Linked DNA regions of Mus musculus: region 1 is linked to region 2. Evidence: chromatin contacts called from ENCODE Hi-C or POLR2A ChIA-PET data. All regions are on one chromosome and are shown on one strand. Each heading gives the region's core, a stretch centred on a gene start or an enhancer-like site at or near the end of the contact. The rest is flanking DNA. Distances are from core to core; before and after follow the strand shown. Region 1 holds the start of A930018P22Rik (RIKEN cDNA A930018P22 gene). Region 2 holds the start of Cd59b (CD59b antigen).

The links. Hi-C counts contacts between places; a loop is a spot of excess contacts on that map. ChIA-PET counts read pairs that join two places held with the same protein, here RNA polymerase II (POLR2A).
Region 1: POLR2A ChIA-PET joins it to region 2 with 19 read pairs in embryonic stem cell. The contact joins the promoter of A930018P22Rik here to the promoter of Cd59b in region 2. A Hi-C loop is called at or near these places in 3 of 37 maps with a recorded cell type or tissue (heart, left cerebral cortex and v-Abl transformed pro-B cells). POLR2A ChIA-PET finds 5 or more read pairs at or near these places in 3 of 5 experiments (all embryonic stem cell).

What each region holds. Positions count from the first base shown.
Region 1 is chr2:104,121,331-104,124,304 of GRCm38, reverse strand. It overlaps A930018P22Rik (RIKEN cDNA A930018P22 gene), which reads right to left and starts at 1,536. Exons shown (of 2, transcript NM_026634.2): 1 at 976-1,536. The coding sequence starts at 1,474.
Region 2 is chr2:104,069,635-104,072,567 of GRCm38, reverse strand. It overlaps Cd59b (CD59b antigen), which reads right to left and starts at 1,502. Exons shown (of 4, transcript NM_181858.2): 1 at 1,480-1,502.

The DNA.
Region 1 (2,974 bases), core at 287-2,786, 52 kb before region 2:
TTATGCACGACCCTAAAATCTCCTAGAAGCCCAACCTTATCTAACTCACACATCTGAAAAGGCCATTTCTGGGGACTTTTTCCTCCCGCGGCTATGTATGTCTCCTGCAGAGATGAATTAGAGAGCATCCCAATGACCATGCATACCTACGTGTATCTTTTTTTTCATACTTCACCCCACTATGTGGCAGAGAGGACCAATTTAACCTGTTGTGCTGCAGAGGTGAAATTATCTTTCCAGAGCCATGTGCCTTCCTCTAATAGTCCAATTCAAGCCTTAGAACAGGGGGTGAATCAGGATAGCCTCAGGCTACTAATTCCTGAGCAATTTAATTAGTCCTTCTGGAAATATGGCTGGCTCTAACTGCCTTACTGTCCGCTAGAGAGGCATCTGTTCATATACCAGAGGATTCCTGCTTACATCAGCACTTGTTCTGCTCTGATGTGGATCCCCAAAACCTCAGACTTTAGACCAGATGTCAAAGTCCAAGATCTTGTCCGAGGGTTTGGGGCCCAGGGAAGGGCAGAGGCCAAGGCTCCTCAGTGAATGACTGTGGGGCTTCAAGGTCTGGGCGATTCTTATGATCTCCTTCCACCCACAGACCCAGCTTAAGATTTGAATACTGAAGATTAATGTCTCTAGAGATAGGGAGCCTGTTGTGGGTGGAGCTCTAGATTACAGAAATGTGGTCTTACTGTGTAGGACTGCTAAATTTAAGAAGAGTGTGCTTCAGGTGTGAAGAGTCAGTGTCAAATTACTTCAAGGGCTAGCCCCTAAGGGTTTAAAACTAAAGGGCTTGAATAGCTCAGGTGTGTGGGGAGGCAGGGGTCGGTTGAAATTCAGCACGTGGGGGTCTGAACCTCTGGAGGACAGATATTTGGGGGTGGAACTCCTAGGGCTGGGGTCACATTCTGTTGCCTGACTCTAGGGGGCAATTAAGGCAGCTAGGATTGGGCTCGTTTGGCAGTCACGCACAGCGCTGGGAGTCGAAGCCGTCCCCAGTGATTGTGAGCAGCTCCAGCTCCTTAATCCGGATCTCTAGCTCGCACAGCTCCTCAGGGTGGGAGGCGGATGCGAGCCAGGGGGTCGTGGAGCCGGGGACCAGGGCCGAAGTTGCCATCTCGGGGCCTGGAGGCGGCGAGTAGAAGAAGCGCAGAGGCTCGTAGGGAATAGAAGCCAGGCCGGACGGCCAGGGAGGAGGACACGGGCGCTCGCTGGGGGGACCCAGGCCAGGCGGCGGCGGCGGCACCGTAGCTGGGGGTGCCAGAGGCAGGGATCGGACCCCCGCTACTCCTGCCACCCCGGCCGCCGGCGTCCCGCCCGCCTTCAGCGGCACGAAGAGCTTCTTCCAGATGTTAAAATCGCTCAGCGGAGACGACGAGATGCCCCGGTCGTAGAGCGACGGAAAGTAGAGGGGCGGGGCCGGCCGCTGGCTCATCTTGGGGTTCTGGCTGCCGCGCCGCCCCTTCGGCATCTTTTGAATGGGAGGCTGCGTGAGAGGAACCCCGCGCCGGGAGACGCGCGCCAAAGCCCCGTGTCTAGGAGTTCGGAGATTCCACAGGCCCCGCCCCGACGGAGCGTGGCCCCACCCTTCGCTCTAGCTACGCCCCTAGGAGGCGGAGCTCTGGAGAGCAGAGGCCCCGCCCCACGAGTCAGCTTCGGGCAAAGCTATCGTCCTTGACCTCTTTTGGTGCAGCTGCTGCCCTGCACTACCCGCCCCAAAATAGCCCAGGCACACTTTAGTCTCGGGCCCTAGACTCCTCCCAGAAGCCTTCAATTCTTTTCTGCTGCTAATACTGCACACAGAGTTGGCCGAGGCTGAGAGAGAAATTCAGCTTTCTCCTTTTATCAGGGAGTGGAAAATATTTCCTAACAACCAGACCCTTTGTCCTAGCAATCTTGACTCATTATTTAGAAACTGAAAAAAAATGTGTGGCTGACTTCATTCTCTACAGAGGGAGAAAAGGAAATTTTTCTGGTAAATGTAGAGATGCTATGGAATATTCTGGAAATGGGGAAGCAGTCTGAGTTTGTAATGACCCTGAGGCAAACAACTTTTTTTTTTTTTTTTTATGAAATGCAGTTTAATTCTCTTCTGAACACATAAGTTATCAGGAGCTGACAGGCAGCAAAACACCAAAAGGAAATTATGGGGCCCACCTCAAACACCACACCCATCCCTGAGAACTGGATGTTCTGTCCAAGAGACATGTACAGCTCATTTTTATGAACTATGAGCCAGTAACTAAGGAGAAGTCAATTTCCTTCAGGCTGCTTACTCTTTTAATGATCACCTGCAGGAATGAGCAGGGAGGGTTGGAGGTCATGGAAGCGCAGGCTCAGCTCCGTGAGCGAACTTGTGTATACAGATATGTGCTAAATACATGGGGTGGGGCAGCAAAAGATGGAGTCTGATATCCAGACTGCTAGTCTTGGGCAAGCAGTTTGACTTGGAGGAGAGGCTGGTTGTTTGCTTTTGTGTAACCCAAGTTGGATTAGAACTTCCCATGTGGTCGGCCACATAATTCCAGCAATCCTCTTGTCTCTCTTACCTGGCAGGCGTCAGAGACGAGCATCACCATGCCTAGCATGTCGCTGGACATGTACATGTTTTCTCTCTTTTCCTTTTTAAGTTTTATTGTGTGTGGAACCATGAGTGTGTGTGTGTGTGTGCACTCAGATGCCCACAGAGGTCAGGAGGATATGGGTGCCGGAGACTGTATCAGATCAGGGTCTTCTGCAGGAGCACTCAATGCTCGTACCGGACTAACCCATTTCAATAGCACTGTTTAGTTGTTTGTAAAATAGGTCTGAGCCCCTCCTCCACCTCCTGCATCAAAGAGCAAAGGATATTTTATTACTCAAACAAGAGGAACCTGAGCTAAATGATGAAATATAAAGTAGGTGTGCTCAAGAGCAGCTTTCCCGTTAGTGAAATATTTATATATGTCATCATCTGCCCCTCATCTAGTTG
Region 2 (2,933 bases), core at 253-2,752:
ATTATGTGTCGGGAGGAATTTCTTTTCTGGTCCAGTCTATTTGGAGTTCTGTAGGCTTCTTGTAAGTTCATGGGCATCTCTTTTTTTAGGTTAGGGAAGTTTTCTTCTATGATTTTGTTGAAGACATGTACTAGCCCTTTAAGTTGGGAATCTTTGCTCTCTTCTATACCTATTATCCTTAGGATTGGTCGTCTCATTGTGTCCTGGATTTCCTGGATGTTTTGGGTTAGGAGCTTTTTACGTTTTGCAAACAAATGCAAATCAAATTTCTTTAATTGTTGTGTCCATGTTCTCTATGGAATCTTCTGCACCTGAGATTCTCTCTCCCATCTCTTATATTCTGTTGCTGATATTCATATCTATGGTTCCTGATTTCTTTCCTAGGGTTTCTATCTCCATAGTTGTCTCCCTTTGGGTTTTCTTCATTGTTTCTACTTCCATTTTTAGATCTTGGATGGTTTAGTTCAATTCCATCACCTGTTTGGTTGTGTTTTCCTGTAATTCTTTAAGGGATTTTTGTGTTTCCTCTTTAACGTCTTCTACCTGTTTAGCAGTGTTCTCCTGTAATTCCTTGAGGGATTTTTGTGCTTCCTCTTTAAGGGCTTCTACCTGTTTAGCAGTGTTCTCCTGTATTTCTTTAAGTGAGTTATTAATTTCCTTCTTAATATCCTCTACCAGCATCATGAGATATGATTTTTAGATCCGAATCTTGCTTTTCAGGTGTGTTGGGGTATCCAGGACTCGCTGTGGTGGGTGTACTGGGTTCTGATGATGTCCAGTGGTCCTGGTTTCTGTTAGTAAGATTCTTTCATTTGCCTTTCGCCATCTGGTAATCTCTGGTGTTATATGTTCTTGTCTCTGGCTAGAGCTTGTTCCTCCTGTTATTCTTTAGCTTCTGTCAGCACTCCTGGAAGACCAACTCTCTCCTGTGTCCCAGTAGTCAGAACACACTCTGCAGGCAAGCTCTCCTCATGCAGGGAAGGTGCACAGAAGTCTGGAGTTCAGATCCACCTCCTGATTCCTGGGGTCAGAGCCCTCCCTGGAGGCTGACTCTCCTCTGGCAGGGAAGGGGTCCAGGGGTTTGGATCTCAGCTGTCTCCTGCCTGAGGATGAAGGCCCAAAGAGACCCTGTCCAAGAAGCTCTATTGCTTCTGCCGCCCATGTGCTCTCCTGCATAGACTGGTCTCAGTGATCCCAAGATTCTGGGTGTGCTAGGGCCTGCCTTTGTCCTTTGACCGTGTTGCTGCTAGCACTAGACCCTCTGGGTTTTTTGGAACTGATGTTGCGTTCTACTCACCAGTGATCTCAAGGACCCGGCTGTGCCAGGGTGCCTGCAGCTTGGAGAGTCCTCTGGGGACCTTAGGGCCCTCCCCCGAAGATCAGGCTGATGTACTTTAAGGCTGAGCATATCATAACAAATAAAGTTGCAACATCATCACCCTATAAGAAGTTCTGAGAGGGCCAATGGGATGGTATTACCTGATCCAAGGCAACAGGGCAGTCTCAAAATCACTTTGGATGTATCTTGCTTTTACTTACCAAGGTCTGGAAGCTAAGTGGCTTAACATAACCCAGTGTTAGCAGTCTCATGGGCCTTACGGGCTTGGACATGCTATAGCTAAGCCTACAACAGACCCCAAAATTCCTTTCTTCAGTTCAAAGCAGAAATTACATCAGCAGCTTAGGACAAAGCAAAACACCATCACAATGGAAAGGCCCCTCCCAGCCACCTGGTGGCTCCATAAGCACTTCAGAGCTCTTGAAATTGCACAGATCTGGACTTCACCTAAAATGGCCTCAGTCTCTTAACAACTTATCTCAGGACCCTAAATCCCTGGTTCATCCCGCTACTCCCACCCTAAAGTTCATTTGATTTTGTTTTTGTTTTCCTTCTACTTCTTTCAACCCGCCCAGTGAAAAGGGAGGTTTTTCATTTATAGCAAAGTACATGCCAAACGTTTTTCAGCATGGTCAAGGCATAATGTCGTTCTGTCACGGTCATTCGGTGTGTCAGCCCGGAAGAACTGGAGAAAAGATTCCCTGAGGTGGGTCTCCGGAACATTGGCTGTTTTCCACATTCCAGGAGATCAACCGTGAGCTACCTTAGTGCTCACCACCACCCTGTGAAATAAGTCCTTTCCCTTTACTGATGAGAAAATAAGATTTAATAGCTTGCTTTCGACTACCTAGGAACGAAAAGAAGAGGTTCTTTTTAAAGTCCGCACTCAAACTGCAGGGTGGCCGGGCCCATGCACCAAAGATATACACTAGAGCAGCTACAGATTTGGACCTCAGCAAGAAGAACTGCAGTGAGTTCTTTGAGCTTTGAGACTGAGGTTAGCCCTCGCCGCCCCCCCCCCCGCCCCCTCCTTCTGCAGACCGCATTCTCTGAGAGACGGGGCTGCCCTGGAGTCAGGCGCTCAGGTAATGCAGAGCTCCAGCAACCACTGAGTAGGAAGCAGAGCGCAGGCTGCAGCACACGAAATCTATAACAAAAAAAAAGGTCAGAGGTACAGGCCTGAGAGAGGCCTCCAGAGGGAGGAGCAAGGACAACTTACCGCACCGCCCAGCCCGGACGCATGCGCTGCCGAAGCACCCCCACCTCCCACCCGAGGCTCTGCTCCAGCCAACTCTGTGCCCTTGCTTACCTGCAGCCTCAGAGTCAGTTAGATCCTGCACTATACACTTTTCAGATCGCCAGTGACTGTGCTCATGCTCTGGCTGCTGACAGTAATTAGCACTGGGACCCAACTCCACTGGCCACGCCCAAGAATTGATGGCCACACCCCCACCCCACCCCTGTGAGCCTATGCCTCCTAGTCACTGCCTTTTCCTCTGTCAGAGAGCATTTGGCTGCCAGGACCAGACTCTCTGGAAACCTAGGATACAGGAAAGGCTTGCATTTACTTCTGATTCCTTACTCCTGACTAGGA